3 separate regions of the Homo sapiens genome follow, and all the other regions are linked to region 3. Evidence: chromatin loops called from intact Hi-C (ENCODE). Cell type or tissue: PC-9. All regions are shown on one strand.

The links. A loop is a pair of places that touch in the nucleus more often than their neighbours do. Peaks named below come from ENCODE experiments on the same cell type or tissue, not always from the same donor. Only the 100,000 strongest peaks of a DNase experiment are listed, where the experiment ranks them.
Region 1: a loop joins it to region 3, with 5 times the contacts of the local background. A loop is called at or near these places in 10 of 110 quality-filtered maps.
Region 2: a loop joins it to region 3, with 4 times the contacts of the local background. A loop is called at or near these places in 3 of 110 quality-filtered maps.

The regions. Positions count from the first base shown.
Region 1 is chr1:6,856,126-6,864,125 of GRCh38, forward strand. All of the region lies in intron 3 of CAMTA1 (calmodulin binding transcription activator 1), which reads left to right. Among named protein-coding and RNA genes, the nearest start is that of CAMTA1, 75 kb to the left of the region's middle. In PC-9, no CTCF peak of the experiment used is centred here; DNase peaks (open chromatin) are centred at 4,056 and 4,436; H3K27ac peaks cover 2,128 bases.
Region 2 is chr1:7,039,834-7,047,833 of GRCh38, forward strand. The region is part of intron 3 of CAMTA1 (calmodulin binding transcription activator 1); the gene reads left to right. Among named protein-coding and RNA genes, the nearest start is that of CAMTA1-AS3, 30 kb to the left of the region's middle. In PC-9, a CTCF peak has its summit at 3,070 (motif pointing right); no DNase peak of the experiment used is centred here; H3K27me3 peaks cover 2,610 bases.
Region 3 is chr1:6,790,291-6,798,290 of GRCh38, forward strand. The region is part of intron 1 of CAMTA1 (calmodulin binding transcription activator 1); the gene reads left to right. Among named protein-coding and RNA genes, the nearest start is that of CAMTA1, 8.8 kb to the left of the region's middle. In PC-9, a CTCF peak has its summit at 4,048 (motif pointing right); a DNase peak (open chromatin) is centred at 5,561; H3K27ac peaks cover 1,172 bases.

The DNA.
Region 1 (8,000 bases), 66 kb after region 3:
TAGTCTCTGGAGGCTGGAGCAGCTGCAGGTGCTTGTAGAGATGGGTACTGGAGAAGCCACCTGCGTTGCAGGAGCTGGACGCCATACAATTAACACAATGTAGAGCAATCTGGAAGGCTGTATATATCAAGATGGCCAAGATGGAACCAGTGTTTTTTTTTTTTTTTCTCTGTGACAGATAGAATTATGATGCTTCCCCCTGCCGCTTTTTTTTTTTTTTGGTATTCATTCAGCATTTATTTAATGAATGTTGAGTATTTTCTCTATTCCAGACAATGTGTTTGTTACGAGATACATAACAGCAGACAAAATAGACATTGAACTTGTTTTTGCAGTTTATAGGCTGATAGGACAGTCAGTCATTCATCTGAGCTCTTTTGTGCCAGGCACTATTCTAGTCACTGGGGGGATAGATGGATAGATTAAATAGATTGGTTAGATAGATGGGATGGATGTATGGATAGATAGATGGATCAAGATAAAATCTTGCTTTCAAAGGGAGACAGCCATTGAGCAGATAATTAATTATAAGAATGGGTACATACTTACACAGTGCTATAAAGGGTGTAAGAAGGAAAAATACAGGCTGCTACAAGAGAGGACAATGTAATTCAGATGAGAAGCCAGGGCAGACTTCTCTTAGAAAGTGATATTTTTATGATGAAAGTGATGAGGAGGAGGTTAGCTTGGTGAGATGAGTGATCAGAGAAGAATGATCTAGATGGAGGGGAGGCTTGCGGGCAGACTTCATGATGGGAAGAGCTCGGCATGTCTGAAGTGAGGAGTGGGAGGTCTCTAGAGGGTAGGGGGAGGTAGAGAGTGGCAGGAGAAGAGGCCACAGCAGGGGTCATGCTACTCACAGCCATAGGCCACCTTGGAAACTAGGGTGTCCCTGTGAAGGGTTGCCCGTGATAGAGGTCTGAAATAGGAGATTCTTGGACTGTTTTGCTATTTACAGCCACCGTGTGGGGTGCTGAGTGGTCAGGGGATTGGAGGCAAGAATGGAAGTTGAGAGACCACTGGGTGCAATTTGCAGGAATCCAGTGAAAGTTAACGGTGGAGGTGGCGCCAAGGCCCAGCAGTGGAGCTGGAGATAACTGGATGGCTTGGAGATGGGGTTTGGAAATAGAGTCATTCAGAACTGGTGATGGATTGAGTGTGGGCTGGGAGAGACAGGGAGACATTGAGAATAACTCCCAGGTTTCTGGCTTAAGTCATTACATGGCATGTGATGCCATTTTCTGTGTACTTTTGTAGTGAATACGAATTACTTGTTCAATTAAAAAAGTAAAATAAGTTTGGATTTGCAGATGAAGAAGGCTTTGGTGACCAAACAAACAAAACCAAAGCAGTTGCAGTGAAAGTGAAGAGGTGGAGATAGTTGCTACAGACTACTGCAGTTCTGCATCTTCAAAGAAGCCAGAAAGTAGCAGGCAAGGTAGGGTCGGGCTGTAGGACAAGGACATGTGTTTTGTTTACAGAGTAGGATAGATGTGAGCAACTTTCATTGGGAGAGAGAGCTAGACCATAGAGGGAAGAGAAGGCATTCGTTAACTCAACAAATATTTGAATGTCTGTATGACAGGCAATACTCTAAGCTCTTGGAACATACAAAACATAAAAAACATTCCTGTCTTCTGGAGCTTAATGTTCTAAAGTGGGGACACTGAAAATCAAATCATGTGCCGAGTGCACTGTAAAAAGAAAAAAAAAGCCTATTAATGGGGAGATCTAGGGATGTTGAGGTGGGACGGCCAGAAGGATGTAATTTTATGTTGTGGGTGGCACTGATGGATTTGATGCCACTAGAATGCAAGATATGCCAGGGCAGAGATTTTAGTTTTACTCACTGCTGCATCTCCAGTTTAGAATGGTGCCTGGCACATAGTAAATGCTCAATAAAGAATTGCTGTGCGAATGAATTAATGATTCAGGATCCCAGGAATGGGAAGGAATGAGGAGTGGGATACTGAAGAAAGAAAGATAGGCCAGTCATAAATGAAGACATATTGTAGGGATGTTAGTACTGATATCTCCAATTCAAATTACAGTTGTTTTTGCTTTTAAAGGATTTTAACTGTTCAATTGTATTTTGAATTCTTTGAATTAGCTTTGTTTCATGGCATTCATTTTGTTTACTGTATGTTTCTTAGACACAGTAATATAGTTTACAGAACTACTTATCCTTAGGGACATTACCCACTTAAGAAGTGACTGTTTTCAGTATTATTACAATAAAATTGAGATTACATATCACTTTGTATATTGAGGTTCTGTTACAACCTGTCTTTTCAGCATTATCCTTAAAGTGGTGTGTGTGGTGGTGGTGGTGGTGGTGGTGGTGGTGTGTGTGTGTGTGTTGGGGGGGGGGTGTTGTGATTGTTTTATGCCCATTACAGAAACCAGTTTAGCCGGCATTATACTGGTGTGGTTATATATTAAATAAGTTAAATTTCTTGCAGCTACTCTTTTGATCAGTTAATTGGTCTGATCCTATAGTGGGTATTTTCATGGGTCTCTGCTAAGTTTAGCCTCACAATGATTTTGTGTGTCTGAAATCGTATTGACAGGCTGTAGCTCCTTCTAATTTATGCATGCGTGAAGAAGATTGTCCTCTATTTGCTGAGTCTTATGCTTTTATATGAGGACCCCAGTGTCGTAACTTTGCCATAACTCAGGAAGATCTAACTTCTGACTGTGCAGTATAGAGCATTCCTTTGTCTAAAAAAATAATATGGATGTTTTAAGACCATTCAGTCATAACTGGAAGCTGCCTTATAGTTAAAGGACTTTACATATTAATGAAGAAAGGGAACATACAAATCATTATGTCCTTTTTGCCATAGATTGCTGTCCCCTCCCATAGAAATTATCTTATTATATTTTATTACAACAGTGTATGTAAAATATATACTTATAAAAGTAATAAATGGTCTTTGAAAAATTCTAATAACAGGAGTGTAGAGATTATAAACTGATTTTATCCTAAAATTGTACATCCTAGGAGATAACCATTGTGAGCAATTTGATTTATATCCTTTTTTGGACTTTACAAATGCTTGTGTAAATCGCGTGTGTGTTGTATGTATATATGTTTGAGTGTACATACAAGAGGAATCATATACAGCTTCCCTGTTTTTTCCTCCCCATTTATACACCATGTTGTGGACATTTTTGTGTCAGTGCCTGTGTGTGGGTATGTGTGTGCATAAAGACATAGCACGGGTATGCCATAAAAAGTTTTCAGCCAATCCCTTATTGGTTGTCGTCATATTTTGCTCTTACAATAAGTGATGCACTTAACATCTCCAGTTATGTTCTAGGACAGAAGTGCTTGTCAGAGTGTAAATATTTGACATATGCCCTTAGAAATGTTGTACCAGGCCAGGTGCAGTGGCCACTCCTGTAATTCCAGCAGTTTGAAAGGTCTGGGCAGAAGGATCACTTGAGCCCAGGAGTTCAAGACCAGCCTGGGCAACATAGGGAGACCTGGCTTTACACAAAATAAACAAAATTAGCTGGGCATGGTTGTGCGTTCCTGTGGTCCCAGCTGCTCGGGAAGCTAAGGTGGGAGGATCACTTGAGCCCAGGAAGTCGAGGCTGCAGTGAGCTGTGATCGTGCGAGTGCACCCCAGCCTGTGCAACAGAGTAAGTCCGTGTCTCAAAAAAAAGAAAAGAAAAGAAATGTTGTAGAATACCAATTTGGACTCTCATTAGCTAAAAGTGAGAGCATCCATTTCCCCAAACCCTTACCAATGGTAAGTGTTGTCAGTCTTTTAAATCCTTTCTCAGCCCAACAGGTAGAAGACTCAGATCTCCTTTTAATTTACATTTCTTTGTATATTCCTGCAATTTAGCATGGTTTGACCATTTATGCTATTTTTTTGGATATGTTACTTTTTATAATAGTCTTCAGTCTTTTTTTCTAGTAGGTTCTTCGTTCTTTTTCTTTCTGATTTCTGTTTTTCTTTTAAAAGAAGTATGTATAATATTTCTCCCTTTAGTCATCTGTATTTCAGTCTTAGTTTTCTTAACTCATTATGTCCTCATGCCAATCCTATGAGTCATGCTCCCAAACTCTGAATCTTTTTGGCCTTGATGGCATGTGTACTTGGTCTTTCCCACACCAGTAATTAAGTATTCTCCCTAGATTTTCTTCTTTGTTTTGAATTTTTATCCTTAGATGTTTAATATAGCTGAACTTTTTTTATATGTGAATGGGATGAGTTAGAGCTCTAATTTCATTTTTCTCCAAATAAGATGGTTATTATTGAGTCATTGATCATTTTCTACTGATTTGAGATGTTGCCATTACCATGTGCTAAGTTTCCACAAATATGTGGTTTTTTACCTGAACTCCTTGTTCATTGATCTGTTTATTCTGTGCCTACAAAATTACCACATTGTTTTTTCTTTCCTTATACACTGATTTAGTTTTTGTCATTCTAACATATTGTAAAGAGGAAAGTATTGCTCCTATTCTGTTCTTAAAGGTCTATCAGGGCCGGGCGCAATGACTCACACCCGTAATCTCAGCACTTTGGGAAGTCGAGGTGGGCGGATTACTTGGAGGTCAGGAGTTCAAGACCAGCCTGGCCAACATGGTGAAACCCCATCTCTACTAAAAATACAAAAAATTAGCCTGGCGTGGTGGTGCATGCCTGTAATCCCAGCTACTTGGGAGGCTGAGGTGGGAGAACTGCTTGAACCCGGGAGGCAGAAGTTGTAGTGACCCCAGATTGTGTCATTGCCCTCCAGCCTGGGTGACAGAGTGAGACTCCATCTCAAAAAAACAAAACAAAAAAACCAAAAAACTGTCAGAAGTGGAGTGTGACTTACTTTTTTTTTTTTTTTTTTGGGTCAGAGTCTTGCCCTGTCACCCAGGCTGGAGTGCAGTGGTGTAATCTCAACTCACTGCAACCTCCACCTCCCGGGTTCAAGTGATTCTCGTGGCTCAGCCTCCCAAGTAGCAGGCACATGCCACCACGCCCGGCTAATTTTTGTGTTGTTGGTAGAGATGGGGTTTCACCTCGTTGTCCAGGCTGTTCTTGAACTCCTGACCTCAAGCGATCCGCCCGCCTTGGCCTCCCAAAGTTCTGGGATTACAGGCATGAGCCACTGCGCCTGGCCATGGAGTGTGACTTTACAGTAGAGATTCATTTGTCTAACATCTCTGTTACTGGTTTCAGTAAGATCACATCATCTTTTTTGTCCTTTGGCAGCAGAAGTTGTAGGTTAACGAAAACTAAAGCAACTTTTCTTGTCACTGAGATGGAATTGAAATGATCTCTAACCCATACTTCTTCAGCCATGACTTCTCACATCTTAGAACACATTAAAAATAAGAATATTTGTAGGACGTACTGGAGAATGAATGAGTATCCTTGAGGTCAGAAACCACTGGTCAGGGGTTAGCGTGGCTTAGTTCCCCTCACAAGGCACGTGTAACCCATTTACATTGAACTGCATGTCAGTAGGGAAGTGTTTAGGAAGTGCTGCTGTAGGCTAATGTTCTTCAACTTTAAAATTTTCTCATGACACGTCATTGTAGCTTGATATGGATTGGCCAAACTGCTTTAAAAAATTTTTAATTGTGGTAAAATATACATATATAAAATTTGTTGTCTTAACCATTTAAACATTCACATTGCTGTGCAACCATCAGCACCATCCATCTCCAGAACTCTTCTCATCTTGTAAAACCGAAACTCTGTACCCAGTCAACAGTAACTCCCCATTCTCCCTACCCCTCGCCCCCGGCAACCACCCTTTTACTGTCTGTCTGTATGAATTTGACTATTCTAAGTACCTCATAAAGTGAAGTCATATAGTATTTGTCTTTTTTTTTTTTTTTTGAGACGGAGTCTTACTCTGTCACCCAGGCTGGAGTGCAGTGGTGCAATCTTGGCTCACTGCAACCCCTGCCTCCCGGGTTCAAGCTATTCTCCTGCCTCAGCCTCCTGAGTAGCTGGGATTACAGGCTTCTGCCACAATGCCTGGCTACTTTTTATATTTTTAGTAGAGACAGGATTTCACCATGTTGGCCATGGTTGGCCAGGCTGGTCTCAAACTCCTGACTTCAGGTGTTCCACCTGCCTCGGCCTCCCAAAGTGCTAGGATTGCAGGCGTGAGCCACCACGCCCAGCCTAGTATTTGTCTTTTTTTGTGACTGGTCTATTTCATTTAGCCTTATATCATCAAGGTTCGTCCATGTTGGAGCATGTGTTAGCCTTTCCTGCCCTTTAAAGGCTGAATTCGTTATGTGCACACCACATTTTGTTGATTTGTTCATCCATCCATGGGTGCATGGGTTGTTTCAGCCTTTGGGTATTTTGAATAATGCCATGAACATAGGTGTAAAATCTGAGAGCCAGACGTCTTGAAAGAGTTTTGTTTTTTTTCTTTCATTTTTTAACTATTCCAATTTGAATTTAGCTTCCATTATTCCGCCAAACCTTCTTTCTTAGATCACTATTAAGTAGAAGGAACATTTTTCCTTTTTAATGATTTTTCAGACATACTCACCCACTTTGGCTGTGCCATCCTCCCTTGGCTCTTGGGATGGTGCATGCCCCCTGTTTCTCTCCCACTTAGGAGATTTCCTTTGTGACCCTCCTCTCGCATCATTTAAAGGTGGAATTTCCCCAGAGCTTGACCCTGGGCCTTCTGTCTGTGACCATTAAATGTGGGTATTTCTCAGCAATTAGAGCGAGGCTCTTTTCTTTTCCCTTGTTTTGGAAAGAAGAGAGTCAAAAAAGCTTAATCAAATAATCTCATCTTTTACCCAAAAAAGATAACTATTTTCTTCGGGAAAAAAGGTGACAAGAATATAAATCATCAGAATTACACTAATTTGTTTCTGAAGGAAATGATAAACTTTCCCCCAGCTTTGTTGAGGTATAATTGACAAGTAAAAGGTGTATATGTTCAAAGTATACAATGTAATTTGATGTGTGTGTACATTGTGTAATGATTAGCACAATCAACCAGCACGTCCCTCACTATACGGTGTTTTACTGTGTGTGTATGGTGGAGGAGAGGAGTGAGGACACTTAAGATCTGCTTATTAATTTGCTTAGCAAATTTCAAATAAACAATACAGTATTATTAGCTGTAGTCACCGTGCTGTACATTACAGCCCCAGAAAATATTCATCTTATAACCAAAAGTTTATACCCTTTGACCACCATCTCCCCATTCCCTCCCCAACCCCTGTGAGTTCAGGCCCTTCTCTATATTCCTTCTTATTCTAGGTGACCCCCATCTGCTTACAGAGATCCAATCTGCTGATGGCTCCTAGGTTTGTTTCATGAGGTCAGAGCTCTTTGCTGAGCCCCACTCCAGAGCTGCCTCCTTGCTGTCTATGCTGAGTGTCTGATGGGTGCTCCAGCCTCATGTCTGAGATAGAGCTTCATGATTTTCCTCCCACGTCCCCTTCCGTGTTCTCAGTGAAGGGTACTTGAGCCTCCCAGGCGATCAAGTCAAATTTCAGGGATCAGTTTTAAAGTAAACTTTTTAATTTAGGATAGTTTCAGAGTTATAGAAATGTCTGAAGAATATTAAGGAGAGTTCCTGTGCACTCCACACCTGTTTCCCCTGCTAACATTACTGTGGTACATGTTTCACACCAGTGAACCAGTACCAACACATTATTTACACTGAACTCTACACTTCATTCAGATTTCCTTAATTTTCCCCTAAAGTCTTGTTCTTTTTCAGAATCCCATTCAGGATGCCACGTTACATCTAGTTGTCATATATCTTCTTAGGCTCCATTAGACTGACAGTTTGTTAGATTTCTTCTTGTTTTTGTTGACCTTGACAGACTAAGTATTTTATACAGTGTTCTTCAATTTGGATTTGTCTACTGTTTTTCTCGTGATTAGACTTGGATAATGGGTTTTGGGGAAGGAAGACCACAGCGGCAAAGTACCATTCTCATCACATCATATCAAGGGTACCTGCTCTCAACATGATTTACTACTGATGATATTAACCTT
Region 2 (8,000 bases), 250 kb after region 3:
ATAATTTACTTTCCTGGAAAGATATAGACAAGTCATTTCAATTGCCTTTTTTCTGGGGGCGTGTACCCTACAGATTCTGCTTGGAGTTGGTTGGAGTCCATTAGAAGTGGCAAAACATTTTTTTTTTTTTATGGAGGAATTCAGGAACTTTTAGAGCTTTGCAGTGCATATTTTAAAATATGTTAAGTGCTATCAGAAGGCTTGGATACTTCAATCTTCTTTAAATAAATGGATTTTACAATTGCAAAGTGGCGACTTTTCTTTTTTTGGGTGGCAACTCACCACAGCCCCACCTTTCAAGTGAAATTTTAGACACGCTAACTGTGATTTTTTTTTTTTTTTGGCTTTTAGCATTTTGGAATAAAGTCGAAAGTTTCAAAAGCTGCCAGCATATTTCAATTTAATCTGCTGCTGTGTTGTCTCTTGATAGCGTAATGCCAGGGCTACAGAGATGTTTTCACGATGTAAATAATTTGTGTACTGTAAGTTGTCTAAACACGGCATGCGTGTGATCCGGTGCAATCAGATTGCTTGGATATGGCTTTACGTGACGGACTGTAATGGTTGCTTCGGAGTCATTAGAGCCTAGTATGTAAATAATCCACATTTTAAAATTGTCTTAAATGTGCTTAGACAATGGATGAATGCCTCCTCTGGATTCATTAATTCCATCAAGAATTCACAGTTCACAGCACCTGAAGGCATCAGCCTGCTTCTTCCCAAATGAGCTCTTGGCACTGTCAGCTTGCCCGTCTCCCAGGTGTACCCGTAAGCAGGGAGTCAGGGGTCATCTTTTCACCTTGACATGTGCAAGGTCATGACCACAGCCAGGTACAATACAGAATAAAACCCTGACCTAGGACTTTCTGCCTTGGCCATGGATCTCCCTCTTTTTTTTTTTTTTTTTAAAGACAGAGTCTCACTCTGCGGTCCAGGCTGGCGTGTGCAATGGCGCGATCTTGGCTCACTGCAGCCTCTGCCTCCCTGGTTGAAGCGATTCCCCTGCCTCAGCCTCTCGAGTAGCTGGGACCACAGATGTGCACCACCATACCCAGCTAATCTTTGTTTTTAGTAGAGACTGGGTTTCACCATGTTGGCCAGGATGGTCTCGATCTCTTGACCTCATGATCTGCCCGCCTCAGCCTCCCAAAGTGCTGGGATTACAGGCATGAGCCATGGTGCCTGGCCCTCCCTCTGTTTTTTAAGACAGGTGCGTGTGGGCGCAGGAGGCGGAGGGCCCTTATGCTGCCCTGGCATTTTGGAGGAGCAGGGAAATGAGATAAAGCTGCAAAATGACTCCCTAAAAGTTGGCCCCAAGCCAGTGCGGGCGACGGTGTCAGCCACCCTTGGTTCATTTTCTACACGAGGCCCCACACGGCCCCGGAGCTGGAGCTTCTACCGAAGGGTTGCCCTCTGTCCCCTTCTCGGCTTCCTCTGCAGAGGGGCTCAGAGCCAGTCCAGTCAGACCTGCGAGGCCTGGGCTGTGGCTGCTGTGGCTTTGCCAGCATCTATTGTCTAAGAGGGCTGGGGAAGCTCACTGTTTGAAACACACACACACAACAGAACATAAATCAGAGGCAGAATCTTTTAACATTTACAGTTTTAAGTGAAATTCCTGTTGAGAGTCTCTTAAGCTAGATTTATATCTGATTTTGCATTGAACTGTGTCGTTATGTGGGGCTGAGAAACTCTTACGAAATTAAGCATAATGCGAAAACATGCTGAAAAGACAGTTCTGTAGAAATGTGAAACATTATTATGTTATAGAATATTGGAGTGAAGAAATACGCATAAAGGCACAATTACCATGGACATTTTCCTTTTAATGATCCTTGTACAATCCTTGGCAGAAAGGTTTGCTGACGTCTCCTCGTAGATAAAGGAAAATTGAGACGATATTGATATTCTACATCCGTTTTGAATTCCAAAGAATATCAGGAGAGCGAACCAGTCTGTCTTCATATTCAAAACAGCAAGGCCTAGACTATCTCGATACCTTGGGAGGATCTGTCATTAGTGTTTGGGGATTTGACTGAAGCCTCCACACTATGGACAGACCAAGTGGTGGCAATAATGTGTGCAGGGGTTAACGTCTGAATGCTCTGATCTGGAAGCTTCTAGAAGCTCCTAGAATGGGTTGAGGTTGTTGGATGCTTGTCCCTGGAGAGTTTTTAGGGTTTAAAGCATCTGTCTAGAATGTCTTGAGAGTGTCCTTGGGGATAGGGTGATAGAGGTGCTTGCTTGTGCTAAGGTTTGTTCCAGGATACCCTGTTCAGCTTTGTTTTCCACAGGAGAATTCCCCTCCTCCAGCCTCTGACTTCTGCTGCCCTGGCTTAGGGCTAAGGGGATATTGATCATGGCCCCTGGGATTTTATCTTTCCTTTCAGTCTCCAGAATGACTCCCAAAGCAGATGCTGCTTCTCTTGCCTCCTCGTCCCCCTTCCCTGGGCTGCCCTGGCACCATAGCCTGGGTACCCAGTGTACCATGGAGTGTGGGCAGAAACGCTGTTTCTTCCTCTTGTTCCTGGCCGACCTTCTTCTCTTGGCTGGGACTTGTGATTCCAGTGGGGGGAAAGGAGCCCAGTTTCCCTGCCTCTCCCTGTTCAGCCCTGGAGCAGCTGGAGCAGGGCTGGTGGTGGCGCTGAGATCGCAAGCCTTCCAGAAACCCTTCCTCCCCCTGAGCTCATGGCAGGTCCCCTGGCAGGGGGAAAGCTTTTGCTAAAAACCTCCCTGAGCCCGTGCCCTCTAAGCCTGGCATTGAGATGCCACCAGCTGGTCGGGGGAGGGGGAGCAGCAGCCGAGATGCCGCCCCAGGTTGGAGCGCGGAGGCCTTTCGCATTTGCTCTGGAAGCATCATCTGAGAAGCCCTAGCGGGTTTTGCTCAGGGTCAGGTGACAGCCAGTCTCCTCCCTTCAGTAGGGCTGGCAGCAGCTCCCGACTCACAGTTCCTTCTCTTCTGCTCTTCTCAGAACCTCTTAAAGGACCTCTAGGCGTTTGTTACCTAGAGTTGCTTGAAATTAAGCTATTTAATTCTAATTTGGCTGTGCAATATCTGATTCTTGACCACCAGAGGTCACTGTAATAAGGTAGAAAGCAGGTGTTTCTGAGAGTCTTCAATGTGTGGTTGCCTCAAGAAAACAAAATGAAATCAACCAAACCACCCCCCAAGTTTCTTCACTGGCCTGGGTGTGCTGCAGTGTGCTCTGGGGCATGGACACGCAGCCCCAGCTTTCTCACTTGTGGAAGGTCTGCCCAGCTGTGGAGCCTGGCAGGACGGGACAGGTGGCCACTTAGGGAACATTTGACTGCCAAGGCCGCTGGCACAGGCCTCTGGGCAGGCTTGCTTTCATAGGATGGTGGGTGCATCGGGGCCTCACTCAGAGGCAGGGGCCCTCCTCTTTCCCCCACCCTACGCTCACCCTGAGCTGCATTCTCAAAGTCCATTTCTGGCAGCAACCTGGGGTTAGATTTTCTTAGGTTAATTAGGCTTGTCTGCCTTACCTTTCTGTGTGTGCACTTGAGTGTGTGCATGTCTCTGTGTGTGTGTGTGTGCACGTGCCTGCTCCGTCAGGTGGGGTCAGTAATAGTGCTGTCCACCTACAGCTATTTGGTGTTAAAAGGAGATGGTGCATGATGTCGGGTGCTTAAAAGCACAGGGCTTGTTTTCCAGCTAGTGTCCGGGAAATGTGAGCCATCAAAATTCTCATCCAGAGGCTCGGCGGAAAACATTTACCCCGTTGCAGAATGGCTTCGACTCTTTCTCAGACCCACCCTTCCTGTCCTCTTTGGTTGGTCATCTTCCTTATATGGTGACGTTTTTCAGTAGAACGTAAGAAACGCCTGCCTTTATTAGCAGTGGCTCCTGAAGGTTGGTTCCAGGGAAGCTGTTTTCGTCTTCGGTGGGTGGCTCACGGGAGAACATTAGGGCCTTGGGGGTGCAGTTTGGCAGGCTTTGCATTTAGCAAATACTCGGGCCCTCAGGCTAGAGCTTTTGTGAGACTGCTCACGCACTGGTTTCTCTTCCAGCTCTAAATCCCCGAGTTGCCGGAACACAGAGAAATTAGAGATGCATGTGATCTCCGCAGGGGGCCAGGCAGCCAGGGGAGAGGGTGGTTCTGGATGCAGGAGCTCACATTCCTCACTGGGAACATTTGGAGGATATAGGTCTAGGGGAGGGTGACTGTATTACCTGGATCCTCCAGAGGGCCATTAGGGCTGCCAGCGGAGGTCAGGAGCAGTGATCTACGGGAGATGCTGCCGCCATCCCCTTCAGTGGGAATTTCTCCTGGATGTCTCTGCAGAAGGCACGTGGGTGTCACATATGCACACACATGCATGCACAGCGCATGGCTGGGGCTGCAGAGCAGGCGCCCCAGTGTCATGGACCCTGTGGCCACAGCTGCTGGGCCTGTTCACACACGGTTGGGACTGGCCAAGGGTCTCACCCAGACTAGACGGGAATGGGGGAGACCCAGAGAGACGCAGAGCAGTGCCGCTGGGGACCCCGGGGACTCAGAGCAGTGCCGCTGGGGACCCTGGGGACTCACAGCAGTACTGCTGGGGACGCCGAGGACGCAGAGCCGTGCCACTGGGGACCCCGGGAAAGCAGGGCAGTGCCACTGGGACCCAGATCATGCCCCTCTGCATGTAACCGATGGCACAAACACCAGGCCTTCAGCAGGGCCATAAGCATCTGAGGCTAGGAAGGCACATGCGTGATTAGCAGATGGGTGATGGGGCCTCTAGCGGGCAGATTCTGTGGTGGCGCTGAAACAGGAGACGTCCTCTCCGACCTTGGAGACCTGGCATTTGGAGCCTGAATGAGCCAGAGACAGGAAGCCTGTCCCTCCCCTCTCTGGGCGACCTTCCGAGGAGGCATCAGCTCTTCCCTTGCTTTGGGGAGGGAACTTACCCTGCGTGCAGTCCTCCTGCCCCCCTGCCTGGCGCATCTTTCCCCCTCACGTCCTCTCCCCCACTCCCTCCTCTTCCCGCCTGTGGTTTTCTTTCCCATTCCTGTCTGCCAGCAGTGCCTCCTCTCCCCATTAACATCCCGCCATTTTGATTAAAAAAAAAAATCCCCCAAAATAAAAACTCATACTTGTTTCTATGGGCTTCCTATGTTTCTTTGGAAGCAGCCTCTTCATAAACCCAGTGAATAAATCTCTTCAATTGTTGAGACTCCTGTAAGAGAGTCTGGTGAAGTATAGCTTGTACCTGAACACTGCGCAAATGAGTCTATCCTGTTTTTAATCATGGGCCAGAACTAAGCTAATGTTTTATGTGCTTCTCTTTTAAAATCCTCCTAAGGACCCCGAGAAGCCAGCACTAATATCATCCCCACGTTTTAGACGCAAAGCAGTTCAAAGTGTTTAAAAGATAACTTGGTGGTGGTCACCCAGCGAAAGGTGGCAGAACCCAAAAGCTTGCTCCTTATCCACTGTGACTTGGCCTCCAGGGATGAGACCAACCTCTCCTGGAAGGGCATTGCTGTTGCTAGCCACACCTGCCCGTCTGGCCCCCTCCTGCTGTAGTTGGAAGCATCTTTCCTGTTCATTCTGTCCTCAGCTGAAATAGCAAACAGCTGGTCACCATCCGGCACCAAATACCCCCAATACCTGAGACTGCATGTCTGACTAGTCATTAATTTGTACCCCCCAGCAGGCCAACCTCAAACTCTTTAAACTTTATATATATCTACATTTGAAAGATTATTTTTATTCCATTAGAGCCGTTACATCCTTATTGTAGATGCCCTTAGCAAGAAGGGTTTCTGGAAGGGGAGGCCCTAGAAGGTGACTATCGGTACTGAATCCTGGTTCTTTTGATTCCAGATATGAAATTGGCTTTTAGAGCACATTGTGCTGATTAAGCCCAAATAACACCACATGAGTAGATTTTAAAAGTCTCCTCTTGAAGACGTCCTCTAGCATCTGTTGTTGGATTGTGTGGCTGATACGGGCTTGGAGTTAAGCACATCCTTCCTCGATACTAGTTCTCTCTTTCCATTAAAAAATGCAAATGCAGAGGCCTCGAATGTGCCCGATTTAGATGTTTTGATATGGAAAGGTAATGTTAATAAGGGCATTTGGCAGTGATGCACTGAAGAAAATAAAACAGACGCATGGTTTAGGTTCTGCTGTTCCTTCCCAAACTGCTTTTCCAGGCATCCAAAACCCAGCTCTTCTGAAAGGGCCTGGGATTCTCCAGTGGGTGCCTTGGTTGGGAGGGGACCCCTTCATGAGAATCTCCCTCTTCTCTGACCTCTCTCAGTAGAAGTGCACAGAAAGTCTGATCTCAGATCTGCCTCTGCATATTAATAGCAATATTATGTTTAAATTGAAAATTTCATTTTTCCTGCCTGGTGTGCAGGCAAATAATTGAGACCTAATTTACTTTATTTAATAAGCTAGTAGCCAATGTAGTTAAGCCCACACTGATAAAAACTTGGAGGGCATTTGTTGACAACCTCCCACATTTTTCTGGCTGGCTTGGTTGGACCTGGAACAGCAGGAGGCCAGGATACCAGAGCCTCCCAAGTCCCAGAGAACTCCCAAAGGGTCTCCCAGCTGCCGGAGGCTTCCAGAGGGAGGGAGTGCCACATGGGAGCTGTCCGTGGTTCTTGTGGCTGAAATTGGCAGGGCTCCATGGTGCTCACTGGCAAGGGCTGCAGCAGCCTGGGGCTGCCGTCTGTGTTCCATCCCGGATGCAGCTGATGTGCTCACTCTGCAGACATTTCTTAGTGCCTAACTCTGCTGGCCAGGTGAACAAGGCCCTGTTTTTCCCTTGAAGATCTCATGGTTCAGTGGGAGAGACAGTGGGAGAGAGGAGAAAGTGACTAACTCCACTTAGGAATGTGTGTGGTTTAGGGGCAAGAGTGTGAGTTTTGGACTCATGTTCTTAAATGCTGACCTCAATAAATATGTTTAAATTCTTTGAGCCTTGATTTTTCTTATCTGTAAAAATGCAAGTACAGATAGTAGAGCTTTTCTTCCAGCTTGTTAAAAGGAGAAACTATAAAACCTAATGTGAAATGCTGCCATGGAGCAGTGACCATCACAACTGCTGCCGGAGTAGACATGGGAGATAGCCTTAGCACTGAGAGTTGATATTTCTGTTTTTCCTCCTGGGTGCCCATGGTGGAACTCTTCCTCCCTGCCCCCTTTGAAGTTAGGAGTGGTTGTACAACTGACTTTGGCTCATGCAGGGTGAGCAGAAGTGACATGTGTGGTTTGCTATGTGCCCTTCTCCTGACTCAGTAATCAGGGCTGCTTGTGCTGAGGTGGAGGCTCCAGCAGCCTGGATCCCTGAGTGACTACATGGAGTGGAGTCTCCTCCCCCACAACATGCAGGGGATGTGTGGTGTGAACAAGTGGCTTTTTGTTGAAGCCACTGAACTGTTAGGGTCAATTGTTATTGTTACTGCAGTATAACATCTTGTCCTGACTAAAGGTTCAGGAGGATAGATTTTCTCCCTTCGGTGAGAAGGAGGGTACTCCACAGACAAGGTTACACTTCAGCACAGTCTTAAATCAGGACTCTGCATTCTCTAGATGCAGGAGGGGATAAGGGAATTCCAGATGGAGGAACTGGCACACGCAGGACCTGAAGGATAAGGTCTCTGGCTGTCAAGTAGATTTACATTTCTCCATTGTCCCTCCTCTCTTCCGCTTACCTTTCTTTCTCTCTTCTCCATTCCTGTCCCCACCCTTCTTCAGCTTCCTCCCTTTCATTCTCTTTTCTTGCCAGGTGTCCTGAGGCTCTGAGTGACCCTAGAAGTTGCCCTTTAACTGGCCAGTGTCTCCAAAGTGGTTGCATGTCTCGAAGCTCTTTGCGGCCTCATTTCCTCCTGCTCATTGGTTGGCTTTGGCTTTCTCTCTCTCTCTCTCTCTTTTTTTTTTTTTTTTGGAGGTTACTAGGATTAGAGATTGAAGCTGATAAGTGCAGCTTCTCCACTTGGTGGGTGGTGATGGTGGTGGAGCGTCATCCGAGCAGGGGATATG
Region 3 (8,000 bases):
GAAGAGGGTGGGAGGGTGGACTGGGAGAGGCATTTAGCAGCTTTCCCCCAGACTGTGTGCAGAGTGTGAGAGAGAGAGAGAGAGAGTGTGTGTGTGTGTGTGTGTGTGTGTGTGTGTGTAGACAAAAGTAAAGTCAGCCTTCTTAATCTGATTGTGTAGGCATAACTTTTAGGTTGTTTAGATACATGATTGGTTGGAATGCTTATTTAATATTTGAACGGCAGCATCGCACTAGGCATTCTATAGAACATAGAGTCAAATGTATTTTTTATATAAGGAAGTGGTAGAAAAATATTTTTTTCTTCGGATTAACTGGTATGGTTCATAGTAGATAGTGAGAACTGTATGAGCTGCTGTTACATTTTCACTGCCATGAAGAATTATATCCAAATTTAATACCTAATTGATGCTCATTCTTAGGCTAGGCATCTGATATAATTATCACTTTTATTATATGACTTTTAATTTATGCTTTTTAATGGTATTATTATTTTTGTAAATTGCCTCAAATTCTTTGTGGGTACAGGTTAGGTATAAATAATGATAATAATAAAAATTACTAACAATTTGAAATACCCCTTTTCTTTTTTCCTCTATTAAATTAGATTTACCATCTCCACAACGTATATAGAAACCAATTCTGCTACTATTTCACTCTTGTGAAAACTCCTGTGTGAGGTTTGTAATATGTGGTTTGGCAGTATGAGTATGTGACTGAGTGTATTTTGTGTTGACAAGTGATGTGTGTGTTTCTTTTGCATTTCCATTATACAGATCTTTTCCTAAGGTGGTGTGTATCTTCTAGAATCATGTACCCTGTCCTTTTTTTTTTTTTTTTTTTAAATGTTCTAGGTGACTTAAATCCGACCTCCCTTTCTTTTCTTCGGCCTTTCCTTTTATTTTTTGTCCTTTCCCACATAGAGAGGTTTCTTCACTGACCTGTCATTATTATAAAAAAGTGTTTGTTAGATGTACTGTATTTGTAGCCTTTTAGTAAGAAGGGGATGCCCACCATCCCTTTGTCCTGTAGCACAAGGCATTGCTTCTTGTTTCCCTAAGAATAGGTAGATGGAATGAGATTTAAGCCAGAAGGCCGCTGGTAATAGTATTTGTAACTAGATAGCATCTCTAGATAAAACACTGGGTCCTTTCTGCTCTGGGCCTCCCCATGTAGGATTTTGGAAATTTTTTTTTGCTGCATTTAGCCAGCTTCTTTCTGTCTCTTTGGCTTGATACAATAAATTTCTTTAAGCACAGCCAAGTATATTATTTCATTTGGAGCCTTCATTTACAAGGAAGTATGGGGGCCTCTCCTAATGTTCCTTTGCCTGTTATATATAGTACTGCCTTTAGTTTTTGGTGTGTTTGAGAGTGAGAGTGAGAAGCATTCTTGCTCTGCTACTTTGTCTGTGTAACTTGAATAAGAGTGTACGGTCATTCACTCTATTTTCCAGATAGTGTATAATCTTTCTTTTTATTTTTCTTGAATACCTAATCAGGTTCGAGCTAGAGGTTGATCCGACTATCATATCCTTTTATTTTGTGCCATCCCTGGATATAGTGTCCCTTAGTCCTGTGATTAAGCCATGTTCCTATTTTGTCATTAGAGAGAGGGACTTACAAACATATAGATGGTCTCCCATGATAATTGTCATGCATTTATAAGGAAAGTGTTTCTTTTCTTTTTTTTTTTTTGAGGCTGAGTCTTGCTTTGTTGCCCAGGCACGATCTCCGCTCCCTGCAACCTCCGCCTTCCAGGTTCAAGCGATTGTCCTGCTTCAGCCTCCAAAGTAGCTGGGATTACAGGCGTGCACCACCATGCCCGGCTAATTTTTTTTCGTATTTTTAGTAGAGACGGGGTTTCACCATGTTGGCCAGGTTGGTCTTGAATTCCTGGCCTCAAGTGATCCGCCCACCTAGGCCTCCCAAAGTGCTGAGATTACAGGCATGAGCCAATGTGCCTGGCCGGAAGTGTTTCCTTGTATAAATTGACAATGGAGAGCAGTTCACGTGATGGGACAAAGTAAAGGGTGAGTAAAGGGTGGTTTTGGGTTTTTTTTTTTTTTTGCCATCAGTATGCTAGCTGTATATTTCTAAGGTTGTATTGCATCCTTCTGCTTTGAACACCATTGCTTGTAGAAGGTCATGGGCCTCCTGTGTAAAGATTGGTACTGTTTCCTGAGCATTTTTTTTTTTACCTCATTACCCTGGACTTACAGAGAAATATTATGTACCCCATTGCAAAGAGAGGCCAAGGGTCAGCCACATTATTTCCCCTTTTGCTCTTTTTCTGGAGGATTGTTCATTTACTTCGAACTGATTGACATGGCATAAGATGGAATGACTAGAGATTTTTTTTTTTAAAGGTTCCTCCATATTCAACCTCAGTGTTTGGCTCTATCCTGACATGGTTGCTTGTTCTCCTGTACATGAATCCTTTTGCAGTTACTTTCTTGTTTTTGTTTTTCAAATTTAGCCAGGGCTTTCAAGTCACGTAACATATCCTTTCCTGAGACTGTGAGCCGAAGGTAACTTCAAGGAAGATATGCTTGTTTGGGGCTGTATTCATCACTCTGCTCTCTACGGTTTTGTAGTTTTCATGTGTACAAAGTGACATTTCTTGAAAGAAACGTTTGGGGCTGTGTTCTTAATAGTTTTAAACATGTTATTATGTGGAGACTAAGTGGCAAAGGTCTCACCCCAACTTCATTTCTTCATACCACTCATATATATCTTATATATATATACCCCACTCTTATATATATATATACCCCACTCTTATATATATCTTATATATATCTCCCCTACCTGCAAATCCCAAAACAATAGTCATAGCAACAGAAAAGCAAAACCTTGTGAAGCCCAGCTCTGATTGGTTCTGCTGTGCAGTTCAGTCGCTAGTTTTGGACAGGTGCATAAGCAGATAATTTTTGGATGTGTAATATTCTCAGTGGGGCTGATGTGTGACTTTTGGGACATAGAGCATTCATTCGTTCAGCAGACCATGCAGTATCTCTTCCATTTTTTTCCCCTTATCAGTTACCACAAGGTAAGATTATGTATTCAGTCACTTAAAAACACTTGCAAAGTGGATTTTTCCCCATTTATTCCTATCTAACCATTGGAATAAATGTTGACAGTAGTAAATTACCATGTCCCTATTTTTGTGTTCAACATGTCTAAGAGAATGGGGAGCTAACTTCCAGTAAGGGCAGTACAGTCAGTCATGACTCTTTCTCCATGTAGCCTGTGCATTGTGCAGTGATGATTTATACTTTCAGCTAAATTTAGTGTCTATGATAAGGGATACATCAGATGTTTAAGTTCACTTAATCTCTTTTACAGTGTGCATTCAACAAGGTGTATTTGTGTCTTATATTAGAATGAAATGCAGATACAACCAGAGGTATTCTTTCAACGTAGAGAGAGAGAGAAAGCCTTTCTTTTTACAAGTTTTGAAAAAAAGTTATTGTCTATTTTTCCTTCATGGTGCTTGATTTAGATTGCCAGGAGTCATTTCTGAAGGTATATTAATACAATCAAGAATTAATGTTCTTAAAACTTAAATTTGTTTTTTAATCCTTTTCTGAAAAGTCATTTCTGAGGATATATGTGCCCTGTTGGTTTTCTGGGCACTTGGATATCAAATCATTTGGGAGTGATAATAAGAAATTGGTACAAAGTGTGAAATTATCAGATAGAAAGAAAAAAGATGTTATAGTGGAAAAAATTACTCATTTATGATTAAAAATAATCTCAAAGTGATGACTGGAAGTATAAATTCAGATATTTGAAGAAGAAATGGAATGTTGATAGGGTTATTGTATTGAATCAACACATGCACACGTATAAAGAATGCTCCCCAAAATGGGGACGCTTAGAGGACAAATAAGTTGATTGGATTGGTTTTAAGAAAAATATTGTTTGTCTTTTTAAAAAGTAATTGAAATAACCCTTCTTAGTGAAGAAAATGAAAACTTTGATGGAAGTTCAGCAGAATGGAATATTTAAAAAGATTCAAGAGAAGGATTTTTTTATTGCGAATCCACAAGGGGGTAGTGATGTTCTTTCAAAGATATTTGTGGTGGCAACAATGTGAGATGATCTCTTCACATTTTAGATTTACAGATAAAACTGGCATGTTTGCATTTTAACTTAATAAGATCTTCTTTTTAAAATGTTTATTGGCAAAATTGTTTATTGCTTAAATTAAAAAAAATCCATTTTGGGTGAATGGCTACTTTAAGCCATATGAATGGTAAAGAAGAGAGAATGTCCTTACAGTTTTGTGCTTTGGAGAGGTCACCAAGGATGTGAGGGTCACTGTTATTTTCTAAGAATGTAATAATCTTAAATTCCCTGGGAAACATTAGACATCTAGGAATCAGTTACTTAAGTGTCCTGAATAAAAGGATTTTAGTAAATTGTGTCTAAACTTTACAGAAGTTTGTATTACTAGTTGTATTTTCAGTGCTGCCGAGAGATGAAAAATATGAACAATCCATGCCACTAGCCACTTTTAATAGTTCTAAGTAAATCAAATTTTTATAATCTTTTTTATTAGTTTATATTACATCATTAGATAAAGGCTTTTTTTTTGTTTTTTTTGTTTTTTTGTTTTTTTGTTTTTTCTTCCCTCACATAAAAATTCAGGAGCTTTCTTCTGGTCACTGAGTTCCACCCCATATTATTCAGAATTACTTAAAATCAGGTGTGGTAGGCCTGTGCTGGGTCATTTTCAGTGGAGGACTGCCTAGCTGTATTATGCACTCATTTTTGAAAGTTATGCCGTGTGGTGGGAGAAAGATTTAAAGTTGGGGGGCGGCTGTGTCCTACTTATTTAGAGACACAACTAGTCATCACCTGTAACAAATGTGACTTCTTTTAAAACTTATTTTATCTTACTTTTTTTTAGAGACAGGGTCTCGCTCTGTTGCCCAGACTAGAGTGCAGTAGTGCAATCCATAGCTCACTGAAGCCTTGGCCTCCTGTGCTGAAATGATCCTCCTGCCTCAGCCCCCTGAGTGACTGGGACTACAGGTGTGTGTCACCATGGCTGCTTAGGTTTTTTTTTTCTCTTTTTCGTAGAGGTGGGGTCTTGCTGTATTGCCCAGGCTGGTCTTGAACTCCTGGTCTCAAGCAGTCCGTCTGCCTCAGCCTCCCGAAGTGCTGGGATTTACAAGTGTGAGCTACCATGCCCTGCCTAAAAAATATTATTTCTAACAATAACACAAAATAATTATGTGGTTTAGAAGTTATGATAGTTTGTGCCATATACATTGTATATTTTTCATTTTTGGTTTGTGGAAAAGGTTGTTAATTGAGCTTTTCTCTTTTTTTCTCCATTCCCTCATTCTGAGCAAGGAATGACTTTTTCTTTTATTTCCTTTACGAAATGACTTTGGTGTTTTAACATTCCAGAAGATACACTGTTTTTTATATGCTACTCTAAACTCTGCTGGGAACTGAACTATGACGTCAGCATTTTCATTCATGAATCTGATTCTTCTAAATTTTTTTCCTGTTTTGTATTCCTGAGCTGACTTCTGGCACATGCACAAATCAGTTTACCATTAGTCAGCCCATAAATCACTGATAAAAGGTAAAACAAAAGATAAGATACTGGAGTTATTTTGATAGTGCTATAGTTCTCATGCTGATTTGCATCAGTACAGTTTGGATAAGGTTTCTGGCTAAACAGATTGAAACCTAAAAAGTCAATTTAATTATCTCATGATTTTGTGACTTGAACTGTGTTGTGAACATATTGACACAATATTTTTGTTCTTACAGGAAGTTGAGAGTGCTATGCTATGGCTCCTTTGTTATAAAATAGCATTTCTTTTTTTTTTTTTTTTTTTTTTTTTTGGAGACGGTCTCACTGTGTCACTCAGTCTGGAGTGCAGTGGCATGATCTCTCTCGGCTTACTGCAGCCTCGACTTCTTGGGCTCAGGTGATCCCTCAGCCTCACAAGTAGCTGGGACTACAGGCACGCGCCACCATGCCTGGCTAATTTTTGTATTTTTTGCGGAGATGGAGTTTCGCCGTGTTGCCCAGGCTGGTCTCCAACTTGTGAATGCAAGTGATCCACCCACTTTGGCCTCCCAGAGTGCTGGGATTACAGGCGTGAGCCACTGAGCTGGCCTAAAGTAGCATTTCTTGTATAATTTGACTAAGTTGGAAGATTATATAATGCTTTATTTCAGAGAGGTTAGGCCTAGAGATTAAATGATGTTTTATTCAAATTACCTTTGTAATGGATTTAGATTTTTTTTTGGAGCATTTTCTTGCCTTTGACATATTTTAAATAACTTCATTGTTTGATACTTTTATTTTAAGATATTATTATTGTGGTGGAACTAGCCTAGTATTCCTTGTATTGGACTTAGGGTGCATCTACCCTGGATTGTGCACTCGTGTAGCTGTTGACTCCGGTTTCTCCTCTAGGGAGGTCACTGCTTGCAGTTCAGTACTACGTTAGAACAGTTCTTGAAGAAATCTTATTTGGAGTTTTCTTCTGCAGGCCAAATTTCAGGCTAAGCCTCCGGCCCATAGTATCTTTCAAGCCTGCTGTAGCTGATGAATGGTGAGCCGTAAAAAAGTTTATTTTCTCTACTTTCGTGGGGGATTTGCTGACTTTCTGGATACTCAATTGCCAAGAAACATTTAGAAATAAAACGTGTTATATTTAGGAATCATCATTTTAGCTAAATAATAATGCATGATTAGAATTGATGATTCAAGCTGCAACCACTTTGATTGATACCCAGTCTTACTCTTGAGATCACTTTTTTTTCTGAGACAGTCTTGCTTTGTCACCCAGACTGGAGTGTAGTGGCGTGATCTTGTGTCACTGCAGCCTCCACTTCTCGGGCCTAAGCAGTCCTCCTGCCTCAGTCCCCCAAGTGACTGAGGCTATAGGTGCGTGCCACCATGCCAGGCTAATTTTTGTAGAGACGGGGTTTTGCCCTGTTGTCCAGGCTGGTCTCATACTACAGGGCTCAAGTGATCCTCCTGCATCGGCCTCCCAAAGTGCTGGGATGACAAGCATGAACCACCACGTTCGGCTGAGATGACTTTTTATTTTTTATTTACTGGGTTTTTTTTTTTTTGAGATGGAATCTAGCTCTGTCACCCAGGCTGGAGTGCAGTGGCATGATCTTGGCTCACCGCAACCTCTGCCTCCTGTGTTCAAGCAATTCTCCCACCTCAGCCTCCTGAGTAGCTGGGATTACATGCATGCACCACCACGCCTAGCTAATTTTTGTTTTTTTTAGCAGAGACGGGGTTTTACCATGTTGGCCAGGCTGGTCTCAAACTCCCGACCTCAGCTGATCTGCCTGCCTCTGCCTCCCAAAGTGCTGGGATTACAGACGTGAGCCACCGCGCCTGTCTTGAGATGACTTTTTAAATGCCATAACAACTCACAGATCCTGTGTCCTCCCATTCTTAAATGAAACTAGAGCTTTGTGTTCCTTTAGGTTAAACTAAATTATCTAATAGGTAACAGAAGAGTGGTCTGTTAGCTGGCTTTCTCCTTTCAGTAGATTTGCTAAGAGAAAGGAAATAAAAGCAAGTAGACTGTGAATAAACATTGAAGATGACTTAAATGACATTGTTTTCCCTAATAATGAAATAATTTATATATTATTTAAATATAATTTCTATAAAAGAATCTATTTGCAAGTGATAATGAAGAAAGGAATTTTTTTTTTTTTTTTTGAGACAAAGTCTTGCTCTTGTCCCCCAGGCTGCAGTGCGATGGCGCGATCTTGGTTCATTGCAACCTCCGCCGCCTTGGTTCAAGCGATTCTCCTGCCTCGCCCCCCAAGTAGCTAGGATTACAGGTGCTGAACACCACGCTGGGCTAATTTTTGTATTTTTAGTTGAGACACCATGTTGGCCAGGCTGGTCTTGAACTCCTGACCTCAGGTGATTCACCCACCTCGGCCTCCCAAAGTGCTGGGATTACAGGTGTGAGCTACCGCACCCAGCCTAA